Regions from separate parts of the Homo sapiens genome. Here region 1 is linked to region 2. Evidence: read pairs that join two places in POLR2A ChIA-PET (ENCODE). Cell type or tissue: PC-3. All regions are shown on one strand. Each heading gives the region's core, and the rest is flanking DNA. Links, peaks and the distances in the headings are about the cores only.

The links. Peaks named below come from ENCODE experiments on the same cell type or tissue, not always from the same donor. Only the 100,000 strongest peaks of a DNase experiment are listed, where the experiment ranks them.
Region 1: POLR2A ChIA-PET joins it to region 2 with 6 read pairs; 2 of 35 experiments call an interaction of 5 or more read pairs at or near these places.

The regions. Positions count from the first base shown.
Region 1 is chr6:41,011,483-41,027,803 of GRCh38, reverse strand. It overlaps LOC101929555 (a long non-coding RNA gene), which reads left to right and starts at 4,524. Exons shown (of 6, transcript NR_110873.1): 1 at 4,524-4,658. UNC5CL (unc-5 family C-terminal like) reads left to right here. Exons shown (of 9, transcript NM_173561.3): 9 at 1-909. RefSeq lists an enhancer at 26-95. In PC-3, for the core only: a CTCF peak has its summit at 5,740; a DNase peak (open chromatin) is centred at 5,833; H3K27ac peaks cover 573 bases.
Region 2 is chr6:40,949,385-40,965,705 of GRCh38, reverse strand. All of the region lies in intron 1 of LOC101929555 (a long non-coding RNA gene), which reads left to right. Among named protein-coding and RNA genes, the nearest start is that of UNC5CL, 82 kb to the left of the region's middle. RefSeq lists an enhancer at 15,749-16,321. In PC-3, for the core only: no CTCF peak of the experiment used is centred there; DNase peaks (open chromatin) are centred at 4,465 and 7,315; H3K27ac peaks cover 2,094 bases.

The sequences.
Region 1 (16,321 bases), core at 5,347-13,346, 61 kb before region 2:
GGATGTTGGGGAGAGAGGATTTGATTTGCCGAGTGGTTTGGAGATCTTTAGGGGCGGGTAGGGGAAGAGGGTGGCTGGACTTAAGGTAGGAGCCGAAAGTGGGCATGGGAGCCCATCCCCGTGGGTGTGAGGCCGGGGTAGGACCAGGCTTCCCGGCTAGGCACGCCTGGCTGGCTGCCTCTGCCTCTACTAACTTCCTTTGTCTCTTTATCCTCCTGCTTAGGCCGTGTCTTCCTCTCTCTCTGCCATTTTCTCTATCAGAAAACATTAAAGCTGAGTAGAAACTTCAAGATGATCATTCTGGCCCAGCCCTTTTATCTCTTTATCTCCAATGGTGTGCGTTTTAAGTTTCTCTGACTTGGTTTTTCTGTCCCTGTCTCCCACAGTTGTTCCCGCTCTGCACCTGTGTTTCAGTTACTCTCTCTCTCTGTCTTAGATCTTTTTGTTTCTGCCTAGTCTCTGTGCCCTGTCTTTGTGTGTTTCTTTCTCTGCCTGAAACCCTCCCTCTTTTCCCTTCAGGCATATGTCTCTAAACCAATGTTATGTATCAAAGACTGTTGAAAGAGACAGGGCTACTCTAGGAATGGATGGGTGGGGATATTTTCCCCATGGATCAAGATCCAGTTTAGGGTTGGGAAATAAAGGATAGGGATAAAAGAGGCACCCCATTCAGTCAGCAGATACTTATTCAGCACCTACTATGTGTTTGATACTGTATACAAAAGACATGAATGGGCTGGGTCCTGAACAGAGAATAAAGGGTTTGACTCCATTCTGGAAATTCTTTTGTTTGCAAACAGGTGTTGTTAATTTGTTCAAAGGCAGGCAAACAATCTCTCTGGCAACACAATTTTCTTCTGTATTTAATTAAAAAATATTAAAGCTTTTTTTCTATGATGAATGATAAAATATGAAAATTGCCTTCCTTTGTTACTAACTATATTTTGCTCAGATTGGCAAATTTGGATGTGAGTATGAATGATTTTATTTGGTAAAATTGTACCTATGGGGATGGGTTGGAGGGAAGCATTTTGTAGATTGTGCTTCCAGTATGAAAATTACCTGGGTCCCGCATGGTAAGTCAGGGAGGTTCCCTTCCTTTTCTGTTAGATGCAAGCCTTCAGAAGCAGGCCTTTCCATCCCTTCCCTGTTCCCCTATCCCCACCAGTCCTCTCCTACCCTTCTCATCTGTCCTCCTTACCCCATCGGGTGCTGCCAGTCACGCCAGATTAGTGCCCCGGACTTTTCCCCCTTCACTTAGCTCAGGATTGAACTGTGCAGTAGCCCGGCACTGTTTAGCCAAAGACATCATTGTGTTCCTTCCTACCCTGGAAAAAATCATTTTAAGAGTTTCACATCTACTGGAGTTGCAAATAGAAGCCACACAGATTCCAGTGATGGGAATAGAATGCTTTCTGGCCCCAACTCCAATTTCTCAAAATGCGTTTCCAGTGCTGGCAAAGGGAGGCTTGGAAATCCTGGGGTAGATGCAGGCCAAGTGATTCCTATAAGGCAGACACTTCCTTTCTCACATCAAACCCATTTGGCATGTTATGTATTGGCACCTAATGCTGAGAGATGGTGTGCCCCAGTGAGCATCAGGAGACTTAACATTTAGCCCTGACTCATACTAACTAGAACAGCTCTTCTTTGTGCTTTAAACTCTTCCTTGGAATGAAGCTACCATATTAGAGGCTGTCCCAGGGCCTTTGATTTCATAGACTTATGCAGAGGTGGCACACTGGTCACCCAAGGAACGTTCACTTGGGGATTTTTTTTTCTTTTTGAATTGCCTTCAAATAGCAAACAATTGATCACTGCTTGTGGCCTTACTTCCAGCCCTTTCCCTGATGAAGAGTTGCCTAAATCACCTGCTGAAAAACACTGCGTTTGTGATTTCTGCTTTTTCACATGTTGCAGAGGCCCACGTCTACACTTCCTCCTGCTGGATTTGGAGTCTGGGGAAAGGCGATGGGGAAATGAAAGGGTAAGGTTGGGCCTAGGTCTGTGGGGTTGGAGCCTCTAGTGCTCAGAGGAAATGTGTGTCCTTGGCATCCCCTTTGACCACTGAGCAATATTTATGCTAATGTTCAGATCTGTGCTAACAGAAATTCAATGAAAGCCACATATATAATTTTACACTTTCTAGTAGTCACATCAAAAATTGTAAATAGAAATAGGTGAAGTCAACTTTAATGTTTCATTTAACCTAATATATTCAGAATATTATTTCCACATGTAATCAATATAACATTAATAGTATATTTTACATTCTTTTTTATATTATTTGGAATCTGGTGTATACTTTGCAATTACACCACATCTCAATTTGTATGCTAATTTTTCATTGGAAAGATTTCATCTGTATTCAGCTTTTATACAATTTATAGCTAAAATGTACATTTACATACACAAATGAGCCAAAAGTTTTCCAAAAATGGGATTAGGTATCAGTTTTTAAATTTTAGTTCACTGAAATAAAATAAAAATTCAGTTCCTCAATTGCACTAGCCACATTTCAGTTGTTTAGTGGCCATGTGTGGCTAGTGGGTACTGTTAATGGACAGCACAGATCTGGGTTAGGAATCCAGCTGGGTATAACTTTATAGTGTTTTTACCATTCACTTATTTATTAATTCGTCAAACATTTGCTGAATACCTACTCTGTGCTAAGCCCTGCACAAATTGTTGGTGATAACAATCCAGTGAAGAAGAAACATTCTTGTTCTGTAGGAGCTCCTGGAAAGCTGGGAGTCAGAAGGAAGTACGCTTTCCTCCCATCCTTCTTTGTACCTGACTCAAGAAGGCAATGGGAGATGAGGTTCAGGCCGATACTCTCTGTTGCAGAAATGGTTCACACTGCAGCCTGGTGTAGAGGCAGTAGATTCAGGGTCAGTGTTCCTGGCTTATCTAGCACATCAAGTGGGTTGTTGGTTGCTGACAACAGGATTCACTCTGGCTAGTTGAGGCAGATGGGATTTAATAAAGGAAACTGAAGGACAAACAATCATTTGGAGGGTGGAGAAATAGATTTGGGGTAAAGTTTCCAAGAACAATGCCCTAAACTGTGCTGTAGGGCTAGATCATGGAGGGAAACTGGTATTACTATGGCTGCTGCTACTGAGCACTGGACACCAGGAACTTGACTTTATTGCAGCCACTCTTGCCACCACCACTGATGCTACTTCTGAGGCAGGAACCAGACCTCACCACCACATTTTTTTTTTTTTTTTTTGAGATGGAGTCTTGCTCTGTCACCCAGGCTGGAGTGCAGTGGTGCGATCTCGGCTCACTGCAAGCTCCACCTCCCGGGTTCACGCCATTCTGCTACCTCAGCCTTCTGAGTAGCTGGGACTACAGGTGCCCGCCACCACGCCTGGCTAATTTCTTTTTGTATTTTTAGTAGAGACGGGGTTTCACCATGTTGGCCAGGATGGTCTTGCTCTCTTGACCTCGTGATTGGCCCCCGTCGGCCTCCCAAAGTGCTGGGAATACAGGCGTGAGCCACTGTGCCCGGCCCCTCACCACCACTTCTGAAAGCTAAGGCCTCTGCTGCCTTCCATGCCAGCAAAAACAGAAGCTCCGTGCACTGCCTGCTCTTTATGCTACTCACTTCTGAATCAAATCTCTAGTGGAGGCCTTGGGTTGTGAGAGCTCAGACCACATCCCTGAATCTTAGCTGCAAAGACACCTGAACGCTCTGAACTCTGACTCGATCTCTGACTTCAATATTAGGGAGATGAGACTTATTACATGAGAATATCCCCAGATACGGGAAAGCTACTCAAAAGTTGATGAGAAGCCACAAATATGACAGATGTCTACTACAGTCAGAGTGTGGTCATGCTGTAGCCTCAGGCAGCAAATTCCCTTCTTAAGAACAGCCATTCACTCAGTAGGTGCCATATCAAGGTTCTGGCAGCAGAGTAGACTGAGGATGTACTATGGATTGAATGTTTCTATGCCCCTAAAATTCATATGTTAAAATCCTAACCCTCAATAAGATGGTATTAGGAAGTGGGGCCTTTAGGAGGTAATTAGGTCATGAAGGTGGAGCCCTCATGAATGGCATTAGCACCCTTATAAGAAGAGACACAGGAGAGCTTGCTTCCTTTCTGTCTGCTTTTTATCACATGGGCGCACACAATGAGAAGATGGTGGTCTGAGAACCAGGAAGAGGGCCCTCACTAGACACCATATCTGTCAGAACCTTGATAAGGTGCCTGTGTAAGACCACTGACCTTCAGAATCTTCTCAATAAAGCGTGACTGCACACATTCCTTAGGATGGCTCTCATGCCAGTACACCCAAATGTGATTCTGTAACCCAGGCTTAGACCTTGACATGTTTTAGAAGTGCTGTGGTCTGACAAAAAGCTCACCAACAGTGGCTAACTGGTTCACTCCATGCCTTCTCCAGCCCCTGTGCCTCCCTGTACTGCAGAGGCTGAAAACTAAAACTACGTTTCCCAGACTCCTTGGCAGATGGGGATCTAGATATGCTTAGGTTCAGCCAATCAGCTGGGACTCATGCAGGACTTTGATTTGGAATATGGAGGGGTAATTTGGAATAATGGAGGGAGCTGAACAGGGCACAGAGCTGGTGCTCATTTTGAGGAGCTAGAGTGGTCAGCGGCTGTGGCAGCAGCTCCCTCAGTGGTAAGTTACGTGGCATAGTTTGGGGTGTTAATATGGAATTCAACTTGGAGTATATCCCTACAGCCTTTCCAGTGATTTGTGAACTATCTATCTGGGCTCCATAATATATTGTTTGTGCTTAAACTAGCCAGAGAGGGACTATATAGTGTAAAACAAAGACCCGTATCCAGTGTGCCGATGATTTTTCCCTGGAAAGACTGTCCTTTATTCTGTGATTATACTTCATACTTGGCTTGTGTTAACAGGTCTATTATCTTATGAAAGGATGGTAAAGCTTTATTAAAATGTCTCTACTTGGTAAAGTAAAAAGATAATAATCCTGTGTGGATTTTCCTCCCCAAAATAAAAAACAAAACACAAAAATATTGGTCTGTAAAATACAAAGCCTGGAAATGCTTTTTTTGTGAGACCTGTCTTCCTGATCCTTTTGAAAGCCTTGCACAGATATGTTTATGCATCTCCTCTGCACATATTTGACTATTTACTATGTGCTTAGAAGCATGGTGGGCCTTCATTTATTTTCTTATCTTCAGGTAATCTTTCTCATGCTGACTTTAATCCAGCCTATGCTAGTTTCTTGTTGGCAGAGATGTTATGGCTTCTGGCCAACAAAAACTAAGTCAGTTCTAGCTGGTTAGTGTCATGATGTCATAAAGATATTAGCCCAAGGGCAGGAATATGCTTCATATTAGCTCTCAACCTTCAGGTGAAACCAGATTTCATTTCCAAACAAACTAGAAAAGACACAATTAGAAAATGAAGAATAATATTTGGCAAATGCTGAGTATGGTGAAGATGGGATTATAGAAAAGTTCTTTAGTGGGGCAGAGAGTATAGATGGGGGTGGGGAAGGACCCACCCTCCCTAATCTAAAGGAGGAGCTGGCCATCCTGTCCCTGGGAATCTCGGATAAATATGAAGAAGGCACATGACAGAGAAGAGGACTCAGTGGCATTGGTCATCTTGGAAATTTACCAGGAAAGCCTTTACATGTGGCTTGTGCTTGCTGCATACCCACCCACAGGCTTTCACCACAGTTGGGCTTCTTGTGCTGTGGCTGAGGAGACCATCTGTGGCTAGGTGGCAGAAGCGGACCATGTTCAGTACACAGGGTGTAAACCCTTGGGAAGTTTTGAGTTCTGGAGACCGCCCGTCTCTGTGTGCCTGTGTTGTCCTTCCTTTCTGCCTGTGACTACCCTCTTCTTTCTGGGTCAAGCCAGTCAGATATGACTCAGGCACATTCTTCCTTGGGAGAAGATCAGGTGAACCCTTTACTTCAGTCTCTGTCTCTTTCCCTTAATAAACTCTTTTTAATTTATTTGACTTCATCAAAGCAAGAATGTGGTTCCATTCCCTTGAGGCCCTTCTTGGAAGCCTGGTTATGTGGGACAAGTAAGGACTCTGGAACCCCATAGACTTTAACTTAGAAGCCAGCTTCATCACTTTCCACGTGGATTCTGGCAAGTTACTTAATGTATCTGAGGTTCTGCCTCCTTGTCTGGATGACGGGGATAATATCATCCTCCTTTTAAGATTATTGTGAGGATTAATGACTATAAAGCCCACAGCCTACACGTAGCCTGGTTCAGTATTATTCAAGGCCTTCTTCTTTGTAACACCATCTAATGACCACTGGCTGGGCATTTATTGATGTTGGCTGCAGAGCATCCCATCCCCTTCTCTAAAAGCACCATGACTTGCTTTCAAGAATCATCTTTCCCTAGTGGGATTTGTCTCAGAGGGAAATAATACCAAGGGGCAGATGCTTTCTCTCACCCTTGGTGCAGTCAGGGGGCTGGAACATGATCAATGTCTCTGTCACTCTAGACACTGAATCCTCAGTGAGTACACGGAGGTTGTGCTATGGATTGAATGTTTGTGTGCCCCCAAAATTCATTTGTTAAAATCCTAACCCTCAATAAGATGCTATTCAGAAGTGGGGCCTTTGGGAGGTAATTAGGTCATGAAGGTGGAGCCTTCATGAATGGCATTAGTGCCCTTATAAGAAGAGACACAGGAGAACTTGCTTCTTTTCTCTCTGCTTCTTACCACATGAGCATACAATGAGAAGATGGTGGTCTGAGAACCAGGAAAAGGGCCCTCACCAGCCACCATATCTGTCAGAACCTTGATCTTGGACTTCCCATCCTCCAGAACTGTGAGAACCAAATGTTTGCTGTTTGAGCCACCCAGTCTTTGGTATTCTTTATGGCAGTCTGAACGGACTAAATCAAGATGTGTGGAATGATTAGTGGCTCTCTGGAGCCATGGAGGTGTGGAAACCTGGCTGTTCCTCTCCCTGAACTGGAGCTGGAGTTCTGTTGCCAGAGGATCCTACACTTGAGTCTCCAGTCTTTTCTTGGATTTGATGAGCCCTGACGCCCTCCCTGAAAATTCCCCTTTGGCTTACATGTACCAGAATAGTTTCTCTTGCTTGAAAACTAGAATTTTGGTTAATACCCAATAACCTTGTACTTAAGTCACAAGGTATCATAGGTGCTGTATGAATTATCTATTGCTGTATTACAAATTACCAACCCCTCCAACTTAGTGGCCTCACACAGTAGTCATTTATAATCTCTCACTGTGTCTGTGGCTCAAGGAGTCAGGAGCAGTTCCTGGTTCAGGGACTCCATGAGGCAGCAGTCATCTGAAGGTTTGACTGGGGCTGGAGGATCCACTTCCACAGTGACCCAGTCAATGGCTGGCAAGTTGGTGTTGATTATTGACCAGGGGTTTTTAGTTTTTCTGCATGTGGGGCTCGCCATAGGACTTCTTGAGAATCCTCAGAGCATGCCACTACATTATTGATTCCTAAATATTCTGATAAGGCGGTTGGGATAAAAACAACTGTGAGCTCTTAGGCTTGGAACCATTCTCTGCCAGGCAAATCAACAACATCCTTCCTCTAAAGTTGTTTCCAAACAGAGGAGGCTTAATTTAATCTTGGTTGCTAGTAACTGTTTTATTCTCTAGATGATCCTAAGGTAGATTCATCTTAGCAAAACTTGGAGCAATGTGGTTTGATTCTTTTACATTAGGTTTTGTAAGTTCACAGTGCACCTTGGCAATCACTTCTCAGTGGATCCTTGCAACAGCCCATAGGGCAAGCAAAGCTGGATGTAGTGGTTCCATTTCACAAACGAGGAGACTGAGGCCTATGGGCAACAAGTGTTAGACATGGTGGTTAGGTTAGGAATCAGACAGGCCTGAGTCTGCAGTTTACTAGCTGTGTGACCTTGAGTCAGTTGCTTAACATCTGTCTGCCTTCATTTCTGCACCCATAAAATAGGCTAATAACAGAGCCACAATAATAGTGCCAGTCCTCAGGGTAGTCAGGGTTAAATGAGATAGAATATATAAAACACTTAGTATAGTGCCTGGAGCTTAGTAAGCACTCAGCAACATGAGCCATTGTAGTGAATATTAGCTCAGACTAGGACAGATGATGTAGTTTAATAATTTGCACAATAGGTTGGTTTGTATTCATTGGTGAATGGACCCACTGGTGCTTCGAAACCAGAAGGACAACCAACCCTCCTCCTTCTCTTCTAACCCACTTTCCCATGGCTCCTCCTTCTCTAGTGTTTGCTCTTCCTTCCTCTTACTCCCTACTTATCTTTTATATTATTCCAATATTTGAAGAATGCAGGGTTGTAAAAACTTATAGGGTTCCTGTATAGCTTCCAATTTACTGCAGGCCTTTGCAAAACTGTGTTTAATAAGTACTTGTTAACTCAATCAAAAATCAAGTCATCCATATGAATAAATGACTGGCTGCTCAGCTGGCTGAAGCTGCTCGTGTGCATTTGCACATATACACACACATGCACACAAATGTGTGCACACGAACACAAACATGCACACAGATACACACACACACTCCTGTCAAGCTCCTTGCAGCTCACCTTTGGAAACTTGTTCATCCTCAGCCCAGACCTTGGACAGGGTCACCTGTTACCTTCCCAAAAGGCAGCTTTGGTGGTGGGATGTGCAGATCCCCTTAGATAAAAAATAACCCCCTACATGTGACAGCCACTTGCAGCTCACTAGCTGTGCCACATCCATTATCACCCTGGATTCTGTCTCAGAGCTGAGGGCTGAGATTTTTAGTGGTTTTCCCATATGAAGGACCTGGACTCATTCAAGACTCCCCGTTCTAAAGCCCGGACTATGATGCCACTCAAAAAGCCCTGCCAAACCCCCGACCCTGTATCTCCCGCTAGAGCTATGCTTCTGGGTTAAGTTTTGCATCTCCATTGGATCCCTATTAAAACACACAAAACGCATATTTTATCTGAAAGGGGTCCAGGTCTACTTCACTGGTTAAAATTAACTTATCAGATTAGATAGTTTTTACCTAGGGCAAGCATTTAACCATTCTGAACATCTTTGGTCATACCTGTGAGGAAGTGTGGTGGAGGGACAATGGTCCACCAGAACACATTTTCTCTTCTTTCACTGTAAAAGAATTGCTCGGGCACACATATCCCCATCTCCCCAGACTCCCTACAGTTAGGTGAGCCTGTGTAACTAAGTTCTCACCTGCAGAATGTTCTCATTAGCAGAATGTGAGTGGAGTGGTGCATGAGAGTCCCAGGCCCAGTGATGTGGGGCGATCAGCATGCCTCGTGCCTGCTGCCTCTCTCCTCCTGGTCTGCAAACAGGCATGGCAATGACCCAGCTGCCACCATGAGGCTGAGGACGTTTTGGGGGATGGCAGAGAAACAAGATGGAAAGAACCTGGGCCGTGGACTCTGCCTGAAGCAAAGCTGCTGCTGACCAGGGGGACTCCCTCAGATTATGTGAGAGAGAACTACATTTCTATCTTCTTTAAGCCACTGGGTTATTATTGATGGGTCTCTTTGTGGCAGCAGCTTACCTATCTATCAGAATTAGACAAGTTTACCCATGTGAATTGCTTGGTCTGGCACATAGTAAATGCTCAGTAAATGTTAGCTCTTACTGTAACTGCATTTGTGTTTCAAAACCTTGCACACATCTCTAAACCTCAGAGTGGAGGATTTGGGAGCAGTTTTCATGAGGGCTCTGTTGGACATATGCTGCCCTGCTTTGGTGCCAGGCAATCAAGATTGACCTTCAGTGGGCATCCACCCACTTTCTGTGTGGAATGCAGAGAAGCTTCAGGCCAGGGGAGTCCAGTGGAATTGGGTTGGGGTTTGCTAAGATCCAGAGGCCATTCTTGGGCACAGACCCTAGTCACCTCTGTGCCTGGCACAGGGGCCCTGCTGACGCAACACCCTGGAATTTCTGGGCACAGAGGGCACCTGCAGACAGGGTAGCAGGTGAGCAGCAGACTACAGCATCTGGCCAGTAGGCTTGTGTGAGACACCTCCAGAGGGCCCCAGCAGTGACTGGGTGGGTGAGGTTTGGGGTGGGCTGGAAGCTCTGTCATAGCAAGGAGGGGAAAGATTGGTGAAACATGAGTGATATCTGTAAAGGTGAGCCCCCCCTGTAGCCAGGTGAATCTGGAAAACTTGGGTTACCCTAAAATAAAGCTATACAAGAGTCCTGTAAGTAAGGGGGCAGCTGTATCATTTTGTAATTCTTAACGTTTGGAATGAAGGCTCCTACTGCCCTGGTAATGCCCTGGTGCTGTTCTTTACTTACTAGGAGCTGTTGAGTCTCCTTGGTCCTACTCTGGCCCTGTTTGTATTTTCAACAGGAGATTTCTACATGTATTTTTTCCAGATTTCTACTTCGAAAAAAGCATAGACTCACAAGAAATTGCAAAAAGAGAGCTTCTGTAGACTCATCTCCCAGCTTGCCCTAAAGGTGACATCTGACTAATTACAGTGCATTATCAAAACCAGAAAACAAACACTGGCACAATGCAATTAACTAGATCATAGATCTTCCTCGGATTTCCCCAGTTTTTGCAAGTACTCATTTTTTTTTAGTATGCCTTGTACATAATTCTATGACGTTTTATCACATGCATAGATTCATATACTACTGCTGCCACATCTGCATTTATTTTCCTTCACAGCAGCAAAAAAAGTATGTTCAAAACCTACAGTGAAGTGAGGAAGAGCAGGAGTGTTTTCATCAGACACACCTGGCTTGAATCCTGGCTTCGCCCCTGGCTGGCTGTGTGACCTCAGACATGAATGAATCTTTCTGAGTCTGCTTCCTCGTCTGTAGAAGGGTGGGATGAAAATAGTACCCTGCTCCTGGGTTGTTCTGAAAGATCGCATTCCCAACAGAGTAAGTTCACAATGTGCTAATATCAGCATCCTTTTGTGAAGGCCTTTTGACTTTATGATTCAGGGTTGTTTGTTGACTCAGTCTCTGGAATAATTAAGGTTCGCAAGAAAAATAAAGTAGGAAAGTAGGACTAGCATGTGATGTTATCAGCACACCTGGGGCTGCAGTTGTCAGCCCCCTCCCTAAGATGCTTGCTGTGGTGCCCTAGGCCCAGGTCCCTGCTTCAGCCTCTCGTACACAGCTCACTGCACTCCCTCCTCACCAATGCCTCGCAAAGGAAGCTCCTTGGAGGCCCCATTTGACTCCTCCCCATCTTCATTTATCGTTGCAGGGATCTTTGCAAACTTCTCTGCTTTGCTTCCGGCCTTCCCACCCTTCCACTCCTTGACACCCACCTCTTGATATTTTTAATCATGGCCGATGGGAACACCTGGCACTACACCTATAATGAGACCATGATATACAGGAATACACTTGTGTAAACCGTATTTTTTTTTGAACATTCTTTTCTTTTTTTTTTATTATACTTTAAGTTCTAGGGTACACCTGCACAACGTGCAGGTTTGTTACATATGTATACATGCGCCATGTTGGTGTGCTGCACCCATTAACTCATCATTTACATTAGGTATATCTCCTAATGCTGTCCCTCCCCGCTCCCCACCCCATGACAGGCCCCGGTGTGTGATGTTCCCCTTCCTGTATCCAAGTGTTCTCATTGTTCAATTCTCACCTATGAGTGAGAATATGCGGTGTTTGGTTTTCTGTCCTTGCGATAGTTTGCTGAGAATGATGGTTTCCAGCTTCATCCATGTCCCTGCAAAGGACATGAACTCATCCTTTTTTATGGCTGCATAGTATTCCATGGTGTATATATGCCACATTTTCTTAATCCAGTCTATCATTGATGGACATTTGGGTTGGTTCAAAGTCTGCTATTGTGAATAGTGCCGCAATAAACATACGTGTGCATGTGTCTTTATAGCAGCATGATTTATAATCCTTTGGGTATATACCCAGTAATGGGATGGCTGGGTCAAATGGTATTTCTAGTTCTAGATTCTTGAGGAATCGCCACATTGTCTTCTACAATGGTTGAACTAGTTTACAGTCCCACCAACAGTGTAAAAGTGTTCCTATTTCTCCACATCCTCTCTAGCACCTGTTATTTCCTGACTTTTTAATGATCGTCATTCTAACTGATGTAAACCATATTTTTATTTAGGGGGAACTTTATTGAATAGAGATGATCTGTCTCTTTCTCTTATTAGACTGTGAACTCCTTCATGGCAGAGATTCTGTTTTTGAGTGGTTAAGGCACTTTTGGGGGCACACAGCCCCACTGCCTTCCTCCAATCATAATCCCACACAAATAATCATAGCTTCCATTGACTGAGCTTTCCCGTGTCTTGGTCACAGTGCCTGAAGCTCTGATTCACACAACATTTTGCAGCTGGTGTTATGATCTCCCTTTTGTGGCTGCAGGAGCTGAGGCTCAGCACAGTTAAATGGCCAACCAGAACTTGTTTTCTTCCCAGAACCTATGCTCACTTCACACTGACCTACTGCCTCTCCACTCATGTCTGTTCGATTAATAACATTAGGCCCATCATGCAGCTCCCTGGGAGAGCTTATCTGTAAAATGGCACCAGGAGTCTCCAGCTTGTTCATGTCATAGGGTCCTCAGTGAGGATCCAATGACCTGGTGATGGGGACTGCCCCCCGCAAACCCTGGCATTATAAACGGTGAGCTGGATGGACTCTTCAGCACATGTGAGTGATGCGAATTCCTCAGCACACATGCACTGAGGGACCTGCCACCCTCCACTCCTTGTAAGATAGATATTTACTTTCATTTCTCTTTATTCCATCTACTGGCAATCCTGAACCTTACCTTATAATGCTCTCCTGGGCATATAGAAGGGAATAAATGCAGATTCATCAAAAATTTATTAAAAGTCATCTTTGCTGTAGCTACCTCCCCATTTTGTTTTGTTTTCTATTTTAGGCAGCCTCACTCTGTTGCCCATGTTGGAGTGCAGTGGTGTGATCTTGGCTCACTGCAACCTCGAGCTCCTGGGCTTAAGCGATCCTCCTGCCTCAGCCTCTTGAGTCACTGAGATTATAGGTGTGAGCCACCATGCCTGTCTCCACATAGGATATTTTTAAAAATACCATCTCAGTGAATGCTCACAACCACCCTGTGATATAGGTATTATTCTCATCCTTGTTTTACAAATGGGAAACAAAGCTCAAAGAGATTAAAGTGATCTGAAGTGACCTGCCCAACATCACATAGCCAGTGGATCTGGGTTTTGAACCTGGGTCTGTCTGACTCCAAGTCCCGTGCTTGTAAACAAAATTTAGTTGTCTTCAGCATTTTAAAATTCAAAATATATGAAAGAAAAGTCAGTGACTATCTTGTCTTTTGGCTTCTTGGATCCCTTCTTCAGAGACCAATATTATCATCTCTTGAGTTTTCTTTTGGTGTTATTCTATACATATTGAATATATAGTCTATGCATATTGAATACATATTACTTTTTCTCACTTTTTCTACATTCTTCTGGACCCTGCTGTTTTACTTAACAATGGATCTTGGAGATCTTTTCATAATCAGTTTATAGACATTTCTTCACAGTTTTCCACTGTTGCATAATATTCCATTGTATGGATGGACCATAATATATTCAGTAAAGTGTGAACATTTAGATTTTTTTCCCAGTCTCTGTGTCATAACAAATCCTGCAGTGAATAACTTTGCATTTACATCATTTTGTATGTGGGGGCATATCTGTAAAAAAAAAAATCCTAGAAACCAAAATTTAGGGTCAAGGGGACACGCGTTTAAAATTTTGAGCTATGAGCACATTGCTGTCTGTAGGAGTTACACCAATTTCTGTGTCCCCAGTGCTCCCTCCTCTGCACTCTGCCAGCTTGGAACAGGTGCCAAGGTCAAGGAAAGCAGCATATGCCACCGGGACCTATTCCTCTCATTCTGCTCCCTCAGGGAGAACCAGGTTTCTGGCCTTTATTGTACTCCACCCTTTTATCTCCTGGGAAGTCACCAGATGTTCTGCCATTGGAAGAAGGGGAGATATTGTCTCCAAACAGAAGACACCAATCTATCTGTTTACAATGATTCACATCCAGAGAATCAATGAACTCTAAAATCCTTGGCAGACTCCAACTCATGGCTGGAGGAGCTGATGGTGGAAACAGGCCGCAGACTTCAGTTAAATATTAATAATAATATTAAACATTTACTGTGTGTTTATTCAATTCTGGGAACTGTGCTAAGGTCCTTGCATGGATTACCTCACTGAAGCCTCAAGATCACCCTTCAAGATGTGTACTGTCATTCTTCCCATTTTAAGGATGCAGATAGGAGGATTGAGTAATTTCCTAAGCCACGTAATTAGCAAGTGACACCACTGGGATTTGGGCCTTGGTTGTTTGATTTCTTTTCTTTCTTTTTTTTGAGATGGAGTTTTGCCCTTGTCACCCAGGCTGGAGTGCAGTGGTGTGATCTTGGCTCACTGCAACCTCCACTTCCTGGGTTCAAGCAATTCTCCTGCCTCAGCTTCCCGAGTAGCTGGGATTACAGGTGCCCACCACCATACCTGGCTAATTTTTGTATTTGTAGTAGAGACGGGGTTTCGCCATGTTGGCCAGGCTGGACTTGAACTCCTGACCTCAGGTGACCAGCCTGGTGGGACTACAGGCATGAGCCACTGCTCCCGGCCTGGTTGTTTGATCTCACACTCGCAACCACGATACCAAACCAGAACTCTTAGGAGAGCAGAAAAAGACCCGACTCTTTTCCTCTTCCATGCTTGGCTTCCATCCCTTCGGGAGCCTCCACCTTTCCCTCTTCTGCACTATCCTGGCTGCCTTTTCTCTGGCAAGGCTCAGCTTGTCTCACTTCCTTTTCTCTCCACCAGCACAACTGTTCTTTCTTTGGTCCTAGTCCTCCAGCCTTTAAACTCCAGCTTCCCTGAAGTGCAGTGAGTATACACATATTGATAAACATAACAACTACTCTGGTCTCCACAGGACCTTAAATTGGCAGAATTTCAGGTGCTGAGGTGAGCCAATGGGAGAGATTTTTTGAGTGTGTGATGAATGTTTGTGTGTGTATATGTATGTATGTGTGTGTGTATGTGTGTATGAATGTTTTTTATGTCCTTTTAGATTACACTTCATGAGCAGCTGCCACCATGAAAATGTTGGCTGAGGGGCTTGATATGGTTTGGCTGTGTCCCCACCCAAATCTCATCTTGAATTGTAGCTCCCATAATTCCCATGTGTTGTGGGAGGGAATCAGTGGGAAATAATTGAATCATGGGGGCTGTTTCCCTGATACTGTTCCATGGTAGTGAATAAGTCTCATGAGATCTGATGATTTTATAAGGGGAAACCCTTTTCACTTGGCTCTCTTCCTCTCTTACCTGCTGTCACGTAAGATGTGCCTCTCGCCTTCTGCCATGACTGTGAGGCCTCCCCAGCCATGTGGAACTGTGAGTCCATTAAACCTCATTTTCTTAATAAATTACCCAGTCTTGGGTATGCCTTTATTGGCAGCATGAAAATGGACTAATAGAGGGCTACTGACAAGGTCAGGAAATCTCTGCCTACTTAATGACAATGGCTGAGGAGGAAGGTTCTGTGGTTGCTGGCCCCAGCCCACTGCCCAATTTTGTTTCTAAACATGTAACCCATTGGCCTGAAAGTCCCACCAGCTAGCAAAGGTGATGGTGGGAAAGGCAAAGGGAAAGCCCAGGTCAGCCTGGTGTCAGTGGAGTTGAAGTCATGGAAGGAGATGCTGCTGCTTGGGGTAGCTTTGTCTTTAGCCTTTGCTATTCCTACCTCCATCTCTCCTTTCTTCAATGATAAATCTTCACACAGTGGTTGAGGAACATCAGCCTTGGAGCTACTGTGTATGTGGCCTCAGGCAGCAGGGTAACTCATTGTAGGGTGGGGTTTGCAGCCCCTCCCTCACCAGGTAACTGGAGATGGACTGAACTGGACTGAGATGAAAGACAATGTCAACAAATGCCCTGCATTTGTCCTAGCGTCTGCTACAGAACAGGAGATCAATAAATGGTTGTTATTGGTGTTGCTGTTATTTTGTTCAGTGATTTCAATTCCCTCCTCCACTTCAGCCAAGTTCTCCCTCTCCGCCTGAACATTTATTTCTTGTCCAGAGAGCCAGGAATGCACACATGACTCTCCTCTTGTGTGAAGCCATCAAAGGCCCTGCTGGACACATGTGCTGATATTTTCTGAGAGAGAAGGACCCTCAGGGAGGCCTTGTGGGCTTGCCAGCTATCCCTGGAGTGTCAGAGGCCTGCAGCGAGGGCCTGAGAGGTAGGGGAAATCTCCAGACTTTGCCTCAGCCATAAACAGGACATCTAACTGATGCCAACTCAGTA
Region 2 (16,321 bases), core at 3,953-11,952:
TTTGCTGAAAACGAAAAGCCCCAGAATTTTTCTTATGATTGGCCTGGTTCTTCCAAATTAAACTAGGTGGGAGAAGTTACTAATAAAGAATTCTGGTTAGTTGGCAAGCAATGATTAATATGCCAATGTTCCTCAGTTGATCGTGAGTGTGAATTCACTTTGTTTGATCGCGTAAGTTCCTTGAAGCCCTTCACTTGCACCTTATTTTCTCATAGTACCTCAAGACTTGCCAGGCACATAGTAGGCACTCAGTAAAGAACTGCTGAATTAAATGATGCTTGCACCCACATGCACATCTCATCCTCCAAATTCTTCCCTAATGGACCGTGGTGACATGCTTTAATTAAAAGACCGCTATTAAAAATGGAGCCCTGATGAGTAAACATGGTAATATGTGGTGGAGGGAATGATTCACTAGCTTCCAGCCACCAAAGTTTAATTAATCCACTGTAATACCATTTAATGTTATTGGATACTCACCACAGGGGAGAAGCTGGGCCTCTGCAGGGAATGTAAAGAAAGATAAGGACACTCAGGTTTCTAGGATTCTCATTGGCTGAAGCCCAGAGAGGAACATTTCTCCTTCAACTGCTTCCTTGGTCTAATAACTACTCATTGGGTACTTTGGGTTCAATATTTGCTATTTCTGCAAAGTCTGGCTTTGAATGCACCATTGGCACCACACTCTACCTATAGAACCTGCTTTGTTTTCTTCTTTCTTCATCCACTAGTCTGTCATTATTTCCATCCTTCCATCTGTTATATCCACCCATCTATCCATCCAGTCAGCTTGGAGTACCTTTCTTTTGTGCCAGGCACTGTTTAAAGGTAAGGTCCTAGACGATCTGGTTGTCCCCTTCTTCAGTTCCTACCACCTTCTTTTTCACTCCGCTGAGTGTCACACCAGCCTTCCTGTTATTCCCTAGGGTCTTTGCATTGACATTCTCTTTGATTGAATTCCATTCCACCAGATTCTTACATGGCTTACTCCGGTATTTCATTCAGGCTTTTGCTCAAATGTCCCCAGGAGTACTGCACTTCCATTATGCTATCCCCTTTACCCTGCTTTCTTTTTCTTTGAGCCACTTATCACCACTTGAAATTATAGCATTTATTTATGTGTTTATTGTCTAGCTCTACTTTTAAGATGCAAGTTCCTTGAAGACAAGGATTTTCTTTATCTTTGATGCTATATTCCTAGCACCTTAAAGATAGTCCAGCACAGAGTAAGTGCTCAGTAAGTATTTGTTGAATGACAGAATGATAATGGCCTTAATTTTGCCCTTGAATGCTTTACAGTATATTTAGGGTGACAGAAATAATATTTAAGAAGATAAGTAAAATAAGGTGGCCAGATGAATGGTTTCTGACCATCAGAAGACAAGATGATCATGTTTACTTGGAGGGGGGATTTCTTGGAAGGCTGGGAGCACTTAGATAAGGGTGATGTAGTAGATAACATGCCTGCCCCACCCACATCCCCCCATACCACCTCCAGGTTCACGTGCATCTGCCATAGACAGTGACTGTGCCCACTAGCGCTTCCCACTCACCTGCTCAGGGTTTTGGATCTCTGGGTTTTTCTGGTACTATGGGAGTTTGCTCAGCTTAGGTACAGGGTGACCCAGAGGGGTTGGAAATTAAAGTCCCCAGAGGTCAGTAAATAAATATTTCTGCTTCCCTGTCCAGCACCGGGACAACTCAGAGGCATATTCTCTGCAGTCACTCCTGGGGGGAGTGAGTCCAAGTGTCCAAAGCAGTAACCCCCTCATACATGTGCCCTGTATTGGCTTTTCTCCCTTCCCTGTCTCACTTCTCCACCTCACTTGGTGTCTTAGGCTCACCTCTTACATAAACCACCAGCACCTACGATCTTGTCTCAGGGTCTGCCTTCAGGAAACCCAAACTAAGACAGTCAGTGTGGGGAAAGGCTATTCCAGATACCATGAAAAAAGTCAGTAACCTGTAGATTTCCCTGGGGCCCTGACTGTCCAGCAGTCTGAGCCCCTGCACCTTGCTGGTGCCATTGACCACTTACTCAAGTGAGGGGGAGCCTTTGATCCCTGGTGGCAAGGGAGGCAGCAGAGTGCAGGGAAAGGGTGGGGGTCTAGGAGTCAAGAGTCCTGGGTTCTCTCTGGGCTCTGCCACTAATATGCTGTTTACCCAAGGGGCAAGTCCCCTCTCTGGTTCTTAGTCTTGTCATTGGCCCAGGGAGGTGTTTGTGCTGTCTCATCCCTAAGCTTCCATGTTGCTCTGAGATGCCACACCAGCTCCATGGTTTGCTTTTCTTCACTTCTCTTCCCTCCCACTCCAATCATCTGTATTTGCCTCTTGGTCTATTCCTGCAAAGTCCCCATGCTGGGCCTAGTTTTGGAGGTCTGGATGGTAAAATACCCAGCGTTAGTTTTCTCTAGTAAGGAAAATTGTTTTCTCTACGCCTGAGGTGTCATTATTGTTAATAATGATGACATCAGTCTACCTCATCAGGACCTGTGAGTGCTTAACTAAGAAAAATGCTTTTGTCATTGTTAGTAAATATGAAGTGTGCCTACTCAATCAGAATGACACCTCCAGACGGGTGAGTCCATTCCTTTCCCCACACCCCAGCTACTCATTTGCAAATGAGCCCTTCTTCAAATGACAGTGTTTATTTTTTATTGATGTTTCAGCACTTTGACAAATACATTTTTCCATGAAGAGAAACATAATTAACTTAAGTCATTTATATTAATCACAAGGGGGGAAAGTCATGCAAAACAGGGGTAATTTTGTACTGAACAAGGCACGATATCTAATGAATATAGATGATGCTGATTTATGTGTTTATCCAAAAAGCATCAGTGGGGGAAAAAAAAGCCAACACCAAACCTCATCCCACTCCCACAAAAAAAACAACAAAGAAATAGCCTTCAAGGTCTGTTTAATGAGGCTTCCTCGTTTGGTGGCATCCTGCCCACAGATTGAAAAATAAAATGACTTTTCAAGTGTTTATGGAGCTTGAAAAGCCAGAGAAACTCCTTCCCAGCGTGGGTGCCCTCTGCATGAATTCAGGGAAACTGGAATTACTTATTTCAGCAAATTCAGGCTGATGAGGCCCAGTCTACACAGGTGGGCTGTCACAGACTCCTTCCCATGGAAGGTTCAGGAAGGATTCTGAGGTCTGTCATTGCAGGATGTGGTCAACAGAGTTCTGGCCACAGTAGCTCAGATTCCCCAGCTGTGTCGACCAATGGAGGTGGATCCACTTGATGGAAGGTTGGAATGATTCACCACTGTGAGTATGAGTGGTAACACTTCCTGTTTGTGTAGTTCTCTCTACCCTACACTTGTGAGTAAACTAATTGGCTGGGGCTCACAGAAACAAAGAAGAAAGACTCAGGCAAGTGGGAGGAGACAAGGAAGCACCCTAGGAACATCATGAAGTCACAGAATGTTCGAGCCAGAAGCCCATACCTGGCACAAAACTCACCTCCTCATTTTCCCACTGAGGAAACTAAAAACCAGAGAATGAGAACAGTTGGCATTTGTTGAGCATTCGCTTTGTGTCGGGCCCTGTTCTAAGTGTTTTTTGTGTTTTAATCCTCACAATAATTTTATGAGATAGGTACTATCATTATACCCATTTTACAGACAAGGAAACCAAGGCTCAGAGAAAGAAGGGTACTTTCGCAAGGAAGGTCCCACAATAGGAGACTGGCTGGACTGAACCAGACTTTGGTCTTTCCAAACCCTTCATCCAGAGCGGAGGGAAGCTGGTCATTTGTATGAATGAAACACCTGTGGGAGCTTTTATGCCAGACTTTGGAAACTTTTTAAGAGCTCATACTGTCTCTTTTTGTTTTATGTGGTCTGTTCCCTTTGCTGCCACTAGCCATAAACATCCCTACAAAATCTCAACAGACTGCAAGCTTGCCTCAGGGACACAGAGGTGATGGTTTAATGAACTACGAGATGATACTCCAGGGGATCTGGGTTGGGATTATTAGGCGGAGGGAGTGAATGTGTGTCGGCAGAGGACCTAGTGCCCAAGGGTCCCAGAAGAACAGAGAGGCCTGCCCTGGAGCTGGTCTGGGACCTTGCAGGGCCTTGCAATAGCAGCCACTGCTCATTTTTTCTGGTGGAAAAATTGAGGCAGGGCAACCTGTTCCTGTCCACTCAGGTTAGTGGTGAGCCCTGCCTACCTGAATCCTTTGCCTAGTCACGATTTTTCCTCCACTCCAGGCTCTCAAATATTAGACAGTAGTCCTGAGGGGCATTGAACTCTGGAGCCAGAGTGTCTGGATTTGATTCCTGCCTCTGCCACTTAATGTGTGAACTTGGAAGAGGCCTCCAACCTCTCTAGGCTCAGTTTCCTGTACCTCCACCACCGGATGGCTAAGGATTAAAGAGCTCGATGTATGCTAAGGACTTAGAACAGCAGAGCAGCATATGTTAGCATCAGCCATTGTCACTATTATTATTGGAAACAACCCAAAGCCCGTGAGCACTCACCTCCTCATCAGTGACCACATACAAATCTTAAGCAAACACCAGATTTGGGCAGGTCTAGGACACTGGGGAGGGCAGGCAGGTGTCTGGTTCAGGGGCAGGCTGCAGCCACATCTGCCTGCATGCACACTGAGCCTCCTGCCCACTGACCAGGCTGCAATTTGTCTCTTGCCTGGTCTGCAGCTCCCTGCACATGCCAGGCCAAGAGCGGGCGCCGGTGCCAAGGCCCCATCTATCCTCCACTGCCTGGATGGTGGGGCTGGAGAGCGCATCTGTCACTGTCTCCGGTGGCATGGATGACTGGCATGTCATCTTTGACAAATGTCTGTGCTGGCGAGCTCTGTGCGGCTGTGGGTACTTACAGATGCCGAAAACTCACAAACACAGAAGGGCTGCTCCGCACGCTGGCAAACATAAATGAGGACTAGGGCAGCTATGGATTGGAAGGCGGGGGAAAGGAGGCAGCAGAGTGCAGGACTTGGACTGGGAAGACCTGGGCTCTGCCTCTCACCATATCCTCTCTCTGCACCAGGGTTTCATTGCCCATAAAGTGGCCATAAAGGTCTCTGCCCTGTCTTCAGTGATATCATAGGAATCAGTCATAATTTTCATCATACTATTGGCAATGATAGCTGCAAACCCTTATCAAACACCTGCCTTGGGTCAGGCACTTACACATACACACACTTCCTCACCAAATTCCCACAAGCACATTTTACAGATGAGGAAATGGAGATTCAGGAAAGCAACTTGTCTGGGGTCACATAGCAAGTGTCGGAGCCATCTTAGGACACATAGGACACACCTTAGGTGCATACTGTAGGTCAGGGGTCAACAAGTTTTATCTATAAAGGGTCAGAAAGTTGATGTTTTATGCTTTGCAGGCCTATGATCTCTTGCATCTACTCACTGCTGCCCTTGTTTTTTGCAAATCAGTCAATAAATAAATGAATGTGGGTGTATTTCAATGCAATGTTATTTATAAAAACAGTTGGTCAGCTAGATTTAGCTCTGAATCTCTCAGGCCATAGTTTGCTGACCCCTGGTCTAGGCTTCCAAATCAAAGGAGGTGATTATGAGACAGGGCTGTTTACACTTCTGACAGGCAGTATCTGGTATGGTTCACGTCATGGACTTGGGAGCCAGCCTGCTTGTGTTCCATCTCCAGCTGGGTCACTTATTGGTTGTGTGATCCTGGGCCAGTGACTTAACAGCTCCATACCTCAATTTACCCATCTGTAAAATGGGACTAACAGTACTGTTTAGACCCCAAGGTTGTGAGGGTTAAATGATTGATCATGTAAGGAGCTTGGAGTAGTGCCTGGCATTACCATCATGAGCGCTGGGTAGATGTCACCTATGATCACATGCCAGGGGATTTTATCTGCAACACCTGAGAGTCTGATGCTCATTTAGATGATGAGGTGGGCAAAAGCTCCTGGCTCAGCTCTCCTGGTCGCAGCTTTCTTCTCTCCTCCTGCCACCAACACAAATTCTTTGTCGGGGAAGTGCCTGCCTTATCATTTGTTCAGCATCTCAGTGGCAGTCCTAACCCCCTAGGATGCCAGACATGGAAGAAACCTTAGGGCCTAGTCTGCTTCTTACAACCATACGGACCCTGAGGTCCTTGTGACCTTGGCAAAACATTTTGCTTCTTTGCACTTTAGTTTCCTTATCTGCTTTTTTTTTATTTTTAATTTTTTCATTCCTCTTAGCTCATATCTAAAGTTTCATTATCTGTGAAAGGGGGATGATAGTAGAAGCACCCACCTCACATGGGTAGAGAGGTACATCGATGTTTATGTACAAAGAGCCTGGCACAATACTTGGCAGAGAGTAAACGCACAATAAACATCAACATCTTTATGAGGGGAACACAAGGGAGGGAATAAGAGGCCACAAGGATTCCTGAAATCACTGGGAATCCTGTAAGAATAGACTTCGAACTCCTATCCTGTAGATATTTGACAGGAGATGTGGTTCAGACACTAAGGGGAACGTGACCTTCTTCTGTGGTCCTAAACTAGTTAGATCTGAGGCCCTAGCAGTAATACATATATTCTCTTACCGAATCTTCCCCAGAACCCCACAAAGGTTTTAGGTGGAACCTATGAGACTGCCAATATTCAACAATTTTTAACCTACAAAGACACTTTCATGTGGTTTACTCTAATGTTATCATTATCATTTCTACTTTCAGATGACAGGCTTAGAGGGGTTAAGCAGCTATTTGAAGGTCACACAGCCTGTTTGTGGAGAGTGCTTTGGACAAACCAGGACTATATAATTCCAAAGCCTATATGAGAGTTCCCCACATGGTCAGAAAAACAAAAAACCACAACAGCCATTGCAAATTCAACTTGAATGAGGTAGCCTGTACTGATGGCTGAGAAGCAGTAGCTGCCTGAGCATAGAGGAGGAGGCTGAATAGGGTTGGTGGGGGCAGAGTTCCACTGAAGAGAGATCCTAGGGTCGGTCAAAAGACCCAGTCCTTAATGCTCTGACCTATCGGTGGCAGCCACTGTCATTCTGCCATTCTAACATTCTATTCAAGGAATGATTTCAGCAAGTATCCCCTAAAGGGCAGGTACTTAAGGTGTTCATTGGCAGGACTCAGGAGCTCTTGAAAGACAGGGACTCCCCTCTCATGTATCTTGTAAACACCTTACTGTTTCCTGACATATGGTCAGTTGTAAAGGTTTTAGCTTGTTACATAAGGGACTGCTCATCCAGACAGAATTTTGGGGAGGGAGAGACAGGGGTGCTGTTTACCAGGTTTTGCCCAATATGGGCATGAGAAAACTAGCTCTAATAGTCACATAGAGTTGATCCATCCAGGAATCTATGAGTCACAATTCTTAGGGTGGGCCCTTTAACTTTGGATTTTATGAAGATGACAAAGGGATTTGTTGATGAGAATGTCTGGAATTTCATGAGGTTGCATGTAGGTATCTGGTACACATGCACATACAACAGACTGATGAGGACATGGAGAGTTGTGATTTTCATCTCCAGGCCTCCCACGCTAAGGAATTAGGGATAATTATTAACCAGAAGGGCTAGGATGTTGGCACTGTGGTCTGGGCTGAAGCTCTGTGCTGGGACATTAACTTCCAGGACCCTCCTGCCTGAGCCGCAGCCACTGCTTACCTATTTACTCAAACACTCACTAAGGGCCCAAAGATCTGGGTCTCTCAGTAGATTCCTAGGGAGGGCTGCCTGTCTCCAACACATTGCAAAATTCTGACACTGGTTGGGAATTGCCACAGCTCTGGTCTCCAATTAAAGAGCACCGAGGCTTCCTTCTTTCTGTGTGGACCAATGAGACTTTGCTCTGGCATTTCTATCTCTGCTTACAGGAATGATAAAAGTCATCTCAGTCCTATTTACTGGGGTGAAGGTGGTTCTTAGAATCCAGACCAAAATTAGAGTCCCTATTTGTGGAGACCAGGCAGTTCCTGTGAAACCCATTATGGTTGGTGCTGCGTCCTTCTAATTCCCTATGACACTCTGGTTTCAGTACACACAGACAGTGTCCTACTGGAAACACCTGCTGGTCTCTGCTGGAAGGCTTTCTCTGGCCTCAGGAGATTGGTCAGCTTAATAAAGGGACAAACTGGAAGTGCCTGGAAGTTAAGGTTTGTGGGAAGAACACTCAACAACAAAAGAGAGTTAGTGGATAAGTACCTCAGTTTCCTTGCCCCTTGGTGGGACAACCCTGAGATACATTCTGTACAGCCTCCTAGAGTAGAATTGAGCCTAATTGCTCACAGTGGTGATCAGTTCACTAATACATTCATTACCTGTCTTGCTTCCTCATTCTCCTACTGGTGCTTCCTGGGTTCACTTTCTAAATAACTACTTGCAACCAAATCCTTGTCTCAGGATCTGCTTCTGGAAAACCCGATTAAGACATCCCTTAAACACCCCTCCCTCTGCACCCAGCAGTCTATGCATACTTGTTCATTGATTGGGTGATGCTCCACAAATAGCCAGCAGACAGCTTCCTCTCTCTTGACTAGTCTGTTTTCTGTAGTTTAGGGCTTTGGGATTTGTGAATCTAGAGAATTTTAGTCAAACTTGCTTATTCTGCTACTTGAGCAAGGCTTAAGCAAAACCATATTACTCACTGCTCAGTGAGTTTCCCAGTGAGCTCCCAGGAGTTCTTCAAGGATGGATGAATGTGGTGGGGCAGGGGGAGGGGCAGGGAATTTACCTTCACTTGTATCTGGAAACAGTGAGGCTTTGGGTTGAATGCCAGTGTTCTACTCTGCGAGCTCCCCTGTTGCTGTGGTCTCTTGGTGCAGTGTTGTCCCAAAGACTGCATGGAGCTTCTTCATTGCCAGCCCAGCCGTCAAGTGATGAACATTCCAGAGCTGGTGAGATTGCTCTGGCACTTCTGTCACTCCTCAGTCAGAAGCAGTGTGATCTGTGAATCTTGAAGTTCAAGGTCTAGCTCTGCCTGTGACCTGGTCCCTGAGGTCCTGACTTGTGTCCACTGTCTCCTGTCCACCTTCACTAGATGTTGAATGGCATCTTGAATAAGATGCTCAAACAGAGACCCATTCTCCTGTGGTATCCTCCAACATGGCTAATGGGAAACGTCTTCCTTCTAGCAGCATGGGACAAAAACCTTGGGGTCATTCTGACTCTGTTCTTCTCACATCTTGCATTTGGTCCTTTAGTCAATACTGTTGCCTTTACCTCCATAATCTGGCCAGACTCTGTGTGATTTCCTCTTCCCACCTCCACTACTGCCTCCTTGGTTCAAGCAACCATTATTTCTTGCCTGGATCTCCTACATGGACTCTTTGACTTCAGGCTTGCCAACTGTCTGTCTATCCACAGCACAGCAGCCAACTAAATCCTAAGTCAGAGCTGTTCCTTTTCTGCTCAGAGCCCACATGGGCTCCCATCCGACTAGAGTCAAGGTGAAGTCTCTACAAAAGAACTTCTCCCTCATACCTCGCACATCTCTGACTTAATCTCCTACAACTCACCTCCTGGCTACCTCCTCTCCAGCTACACCATCCTCTGCTTTTCTTCCGGCGCCCCAGCATGCCTTGTCTTAGGGACTCTGCACTCACTGTCCCCTTTTCCTAGAATATTCTTCCCCCAGAATAAGCTTCACCTCCTTGCGATCTTCACTCTAGTGTGACCCTACTTAAAGCTGCCTCTACCTCCAAAGCACTGTCTATCCCCTTGTCCAATTTATTTTTCTCTCCTGTACCCATTGCCATCTGGCATTCCATATACTTTGCTTGGTTATGTTGGTAATAACTATCTAGAAGGTTTGGCAAGTGGTAGGTGTTTGAACTGTGTTTGCTGAGTGAATGGATAAAGGCATGTATGATTAAACTGTGATCTTGAATAAGTCATTCTCCTTCTCTGGACCTCAGGATCAGGCACAGGCCACTTGAAGTGATTTTAAGGCCCTGTTCCTTCTCTTGCTCTCTGGTTACAAAGAGAGGCTCACTCTAAGAAAACCAAAGATTTCCCCAGCATTTGTCAGCCACGTCAGGAATGAGTTTCTGGCTTTCTCAGCTGAGGAGTGATTAAATGGGATAGAAAAACTGGACGGGGTCGGAGGTATATTTATCCTGTTCATCTGTAGGAATGGATAGAATCAGTGACCCCTGAATCCACCACTGGGGGCATGTGAGGTCTGTACTTACTGGCCCCTTTATCTAACTTGCTCTAATTTTGAGTGCCTATGACAGTTTTCTCTGTGCTCCAGACTGGTGTGTGTGTGTGTCTAAAAGTACCCAACAGCCTAATGAATAAGGACTCAGCAATATGAGCCAATGTAACAATGGCAACAAGAACGCACAGCCCCAACTCTCCAGGCTGCACCCAGAACCTCGGTCCCAGACATTTCAGGCATCCCGACCACTCCCCCAACAGCTGAGGGTCTGCACCGACCACCTGCCATCACGGCATGTGGCTCCTTCTCTCTGGGAGTGGGGCTTGCCCCTCTCTACACAGCTCTGACTCCAGGGCAGCAGCGCTAGCCTGAGCCCATACCAAGCATGGGGCCCTACCCTCCCATGTGTGCCCAGGCCCGGAGTGGAGGCTTCCCTGCCAGTCAAGGTACATGGTTCTTCCAGGGCTGGGCTGGGGTCCAAGGGGTTGTTGTGGAACAGTCTGTGTCTTCCCATCATGGTGGGCATGTCCAGGGTCAGGGTGAGGCTGGTGGCCTCCCCATTTGCTCTGGTTGGGTTGGCAGTGCTCCATCCTGCTAAGCTGGATAACTGCAAAGCCCTCACTGGCCACCCACCTCTAATCCTTCCTCCACACGGAAGCCAGAGGAATATTTTCAAAGAATAAATTCTATAATTCCACTGTCCTGCTCAAAACTGCTCAGTTGCTCCCCATTGCTCTTAAGACAAAGTCCAATCTCAATAGCATTGGCTCAGCATATAAGGCCTTTCATGAGCTGGCTCCTGGCTACCTCTTAGTCCTGCTATGCCATCCTCTCGTCCACACTGGGTGGCACCAGGCCTCTGTTCTCCGTGCATTCATGAGGTTCCATCAGCCTATTCCAGCACCATTCACACTACACTGCTATCACGTGCTTCCTCCTCTGGACCATGCACTCCTCAAAGGCAGGAGCTGGGTGAAATCTTTTAAAATTGTTGACACTCGGCACAGTGCCTTGCTCATGGTACAGCTCAGTGTATGTGTGTGTTTGCACATGTGTCTGTGCATATTCATGAAAGGAATGGATGAAGCCCAGCCCCATAAGGTTCAGGATATCAACCTGTTTTCCCTCTCTCCATTTTTGACCTCCTGTAGGTGGAAGTGGCCAGGGAGGACCCTTTGATCCCCTCTTCCACTTTCACTCTGAGGGCCACTGGCTGCCTGCTACTTACCTCTGATACCTGGCTGCTACGATTTCACTGGCTTGTCTTTTCCTCCTTACTCTCCCATCTTTACGTAGCTGGTGTCTCCCTTCCCCTCCCATGCCCATCCATGGGACAAAATGGCCTCTTTTCTACATAGGTCTGTAGCAGACACAGGTGGTGCTTTGTCACCAACTGACTATGTGGCCTGGGCAAGTCACTTAACATCTTTGAGTCGCAGCCTCAGGGAGGCCATCCAAGGCCCTCAGATTGGGCATTGCACAGTGCTACAGACTATGTAGTCTATTGAATAACGCTCCTGGGTCAAGCAGTGTAGTGACCCAGCTCATGTACTTCTGATCAAAGTGGACATGCTACTGTGTGGGATGACAGATTTGGTGATAACACAGTGCCTAGCAACTGAGCACATGATAAGTGCTTGGTTAAGTGGTAGTCTTTAAAGTGGTTTTGTTATCATTATTATTACCATCATTATTGTTACCTAATGAATGCTTGCCTCCCTTTCTTCTGACCCACACAGTATAATTGTAGCTTCCCTCTGGGGTGGTGGGAAGTCGAGGATGTTAGTCTTGCATGCCATTTCTCCAGCTGGGTGGTCATATCAGCGTGGATTGCTTTGTCACATGGAAGATATCACTATTGCCTGCCACCGATGGGGCAACCATGGCTGTACTTCATTTCCTGTTACTGCCTTGGTTGAAATGAAACACATGCACATAAATGCACACTCAGAGAAGAACCATCTGTCTTTAATCAAGCTCTTCAGTGACAATTGTAGCATACAGGATTGGCAGAGGGGCTGGACAATGGGTTCTGTGCCCTCTAATCCAGTAGACTTGTCCCCTTGGACCACGCAAGAGAAAACCTTGGTGCCTATTCTTTTGAGATGGCCCATGATGAATATTCCTTATGTTTCCAGAGTGTCCCATAAATATGCCCCCTTCTTTCCTCATGTAACCCCCCTGCCCCAGTCTTGACCTCGCAGGTTTCAGGACTCTCTACCCCTCCAAGCAGAAGGTTTCTCTTCTCCTGACTTTGCACTTGTACAAACTTGAAGTAAGTGCCCTTTAAATTTTGCACCCTGGATGCCTCACTTGCCTCATCCTCATCATGATCATGCTTCTGTCTTATAAGTTTTCATCACCCTGGCATGGTCTGTGAATCAAAGCCATTCTCTCACTTGACATTTCTTAGGCAACAGCTGTTTTTCTCCCAAAGAATTGGGGGAGAGCATTGAGCCCAAGGAAAGAGGGTGTCTTAGCTCCAGCCACTATAACAAACATATCATACACTGAGTGGCTTAAGCAACAGACATATATATATTTTATTTTATTTTATTTTATTTTTGAGATGGAGTCTCGCTTTGTCTCCAGGCTGGAGTGCAGGGGTGCAATCTCGGCTCACTGCAACCTCCTTCTCCCGGGTTCAAGTGAGTCTCCTGCATCAGCCTCCCAAGTAGCTGGGATTACAGGTGCCCGCCACCATGCCCAGCTAATTTTTGTATGTTTAGTAGAGACGGGGTTTCACCATGTTGGCCAGATGTTCTCGATCTCTTGACCTTGTGATCTGCCTGCCTCAGCCTCCCAAAGTGCCGGGATTATAGGTGTGAGCCACTGTGCCCAGCAACAGACATATATTTTTTACAGTTCTGAGGCCTGGGAAGTTCAAGATCAAGGAGTGACAGATCTGGTATCTGGTGATGGTCCTCTTCCTTGTTTGCAGACAGATGTCTTCTTGTTGTATCCTCATATGGTGGAGAGAAGAGACAGAGGCAGCAAGCTGTCTCTGTCTCTTCCTATAAGGGCACTAATGCTATTCATGAGGGCTCCACCCTCAGGACCTAATTACCTCCCAATGGCCCCACTTCCTAATACCATTTCCTTGGGGTGAGAATGTTAACATATGCATTCTAGGGGGACACAAACATTCAGTCTATCACAGAGGGGAAGGAACCCCTTCTGGTGCTCCTTTATACTGTGCTCCAGTTGGAATTTTTCATTTTCTTGTCCCTAAGTGTCTAAAAACAGGTACACCATCGTACACCACAAGGGCTGGTTTCCCTGCCAAAAACCTTATCAGATCTGCATAGGAGAGTCACATCCACTCTGCTGCCATTCCTCTGACCTTATTACACTTCAAATTGAGGGTGCATCAGAAACATAGATAGCTGAGCTCCACCCTTCTGAATTTCTGAGTAGGTAACTCTGTGATGGGTCACGATAATTTGCATCTTACACTTTCCAGGGGATGCTGATGCTGCTAGTCCAGGGACCACACTTTGAGAACTACTGAGCTTAAGAAACCTTTGCTCCCTTCCCTCAGACTTGGGTTAAATAACAAAGTCTTTTTTCATTAACTTGAAGGGAGAATTCCCTTGACTTCAAGGTGTATGTTGTTGTTGGTGCTGGTGGGAAGTGAAGAAGGGTAGTTTCCCTACATTTTTATAATTATAATTGGCACACAGAAATGTTAGCTATTTATGAGCCCTGTAATGAAAAAGGCATTGTGCACACATATGACTAGGATGAGATTTTTGCATTCAATAAAGTGCAAAAAATATCATACATTATCATTACTGGGCTTTGTGGTTTATAAAGAGTGTCTGCATGCATTTTCTAATTTGATCCTTAGAGAGACCCTATGAGGTGAGCAAGGCATACATCATTGCCCTCTTCTACAGGTGAGGAATCACAAGGGGAATTCACTTTTTACTTGTTTGCTGTGTGCCAGGCACATCACACACAGCAGCTTGTTCAGTCCTCACAACCACTGTCAGAAATGGGGATCATTACTTATCACGGAGATCAGGAAGCTGGAGGCTGAGAAGCTGAATGATTTGTCAAAGGTTATGCATTTAATTAGCGGCAGAGCCAGAACTAAAATAAATTTCTCCTGACTCAACATTCAGGGCTTTTTCTAAGACACCACATTTTTTGAAATTTATAACTCATCAAGTCGTTGTAACGAAAGAGAATCTTGTTGTTCCTTCAGATTCTGTCTTTCCTTCCCTCTTTGAGTTCAATGTTTTTCAATCGCGTTCTCAGATATTTTGTGACACAGAATCAAGACACAGGGGGGAGAGTTAGAACCAGAGAGGCTAAGGTGAGTTATGGTAAGAAAGAGGGAGTGAGTGGAGGGAGGTGGTTGGGGAATGCCTGCTGGGCTGAGTGAGTGTTGAGAGTTTTGTGGGTTTGACAAGTGAAGGGCCCCAGAGCGGTTGCCAGGTGGGGATTGTGAGAAAAGAGAAAGGAATTTCACAGTTTGTCTGTGGAATTTATATAGGATCTCTGTTAATATTCTTTAGGAGCTGCAGGAAAATTGAAATAAATGCAAAATTACTTTTGGCAACTGGACTGTGCTCATTTATATGTGATGCTGTGCAGAGAATGGGTCGCATGGGACCCCAGCTTATATTAAGGTTGTGTGTGCATATGTTTGCAGGAGATATTTGAATGTGAAAGGTGATATGTAAAAAAAAGGGTTCAGTGACAGAGACACTAGGGCTGAGAAAGAAGAGAAAAGGGGAGAAAGGAATAAAAGAGAAAGAAGAAAAAGGGGAAGTTATTAGGAAAATGGACAGGTAGGGATAGACATACAGAGAAGTCTCAGGGAAACAGAAACCAAGGAAAGTAAGTTTTTCTTCTACCTGTGTCCCAAGGCTCTCTGCTACTGGGTTTCCCAAACTTTCTGAACTGTGATTAACTATTAGGAATATGTTTTCCATTGCTACCCATTACTTATACAGATATACAACTGCAAAACACACACACACACCCCTCTTTTCTTTCTTTCTTTTTTTTTTTTTTCGAGATAAGGTCTTGCTCTGTCACCCAGGCTGGAATGCAGTGGCACGATCATAGCTCACTGAGGTCTTGAATTCAAACTCCTGGGCTGAAGCAATTCTCCTGCCTCAGCCTCCCAAGTATCTGAGATTACAGCCACCAGCCACTGTACCTGGCCCTTTAAAAGAAAATATGCTTACCCTTGTGGCCAGCAATGAGCCCCATCTCCCAGTATTTGTGCTATTTTGTGGTCCCCTCTCACATTGAATCTGGACTGCTTCAGCCAGTGAGACATTAGCAAGGGTCCAAGCCTCCAAATGAAGGCTTGGTAAGCTCTAGCCTATTGGAAAGTGTGTCCTCTTGGAAGGTTTACTCTTGTGATGCTTCCCCTGGGAACCAAGCTGTCATATGGTGGGAAGCCCAAACTAGCCATACGGAGAGGCCACTTGGAGAAGCACCAAGGTCCCAGCTGAGTTCCCAGCTGATAGCCAGCAACAACTTGCCAGCCCTGTGAATGAGGCATCTTGGAAATCAATCTTCCAGCCCCATTTAAGCCACCCCACCTGCTGCCCATGAAGCGGAGATGAACTGTCCCCACTGAGCCCTGCCAAACTGCAGAATCATGAACAAATGAATGTTGTTTTAAGCCCGCTAAGTTTTGGATTGTTTTGTTTTATGGCAGTAGACAATCAAACATCTTTATTATAAGCGACACACCATGATGTTATCTATTATGTTGCATTCTATTCTATTTTTCAAAGTGCTTAGTTGATTTCATGACCCACTAATAAGCCGTGATCCGCACTTTGAAAAGTACTACTCTAATTGATGCAGACGTGATTGAGATCATCTGTCTTCCAACCTCTCCCTCTATCCTGATGCTCTTAGAATCACGACATATAAGAAATGAAAGTGTCAACGAAAAGAATCAAACTCTGTAAAATATTTGAAGAGATTTATTCTGAGCCAAATATGAGTGACCATGGCCCGTGACACAGCCCTTAGGAGACCCTGAGAACATGTGCCCAAGGTGGTTGAGGTGCAGCTTGGTTTTATACATTTGAGGGAGGCATGAGACATCAATCAAATACATTTGAGAAATACATTGGTTTGGTCCAGAAAGGCAGGACAATTCGAAGGATGGGGGGAGGTTCCAGGCTATAAGTAAATTTAAACATTTTCTGGTTT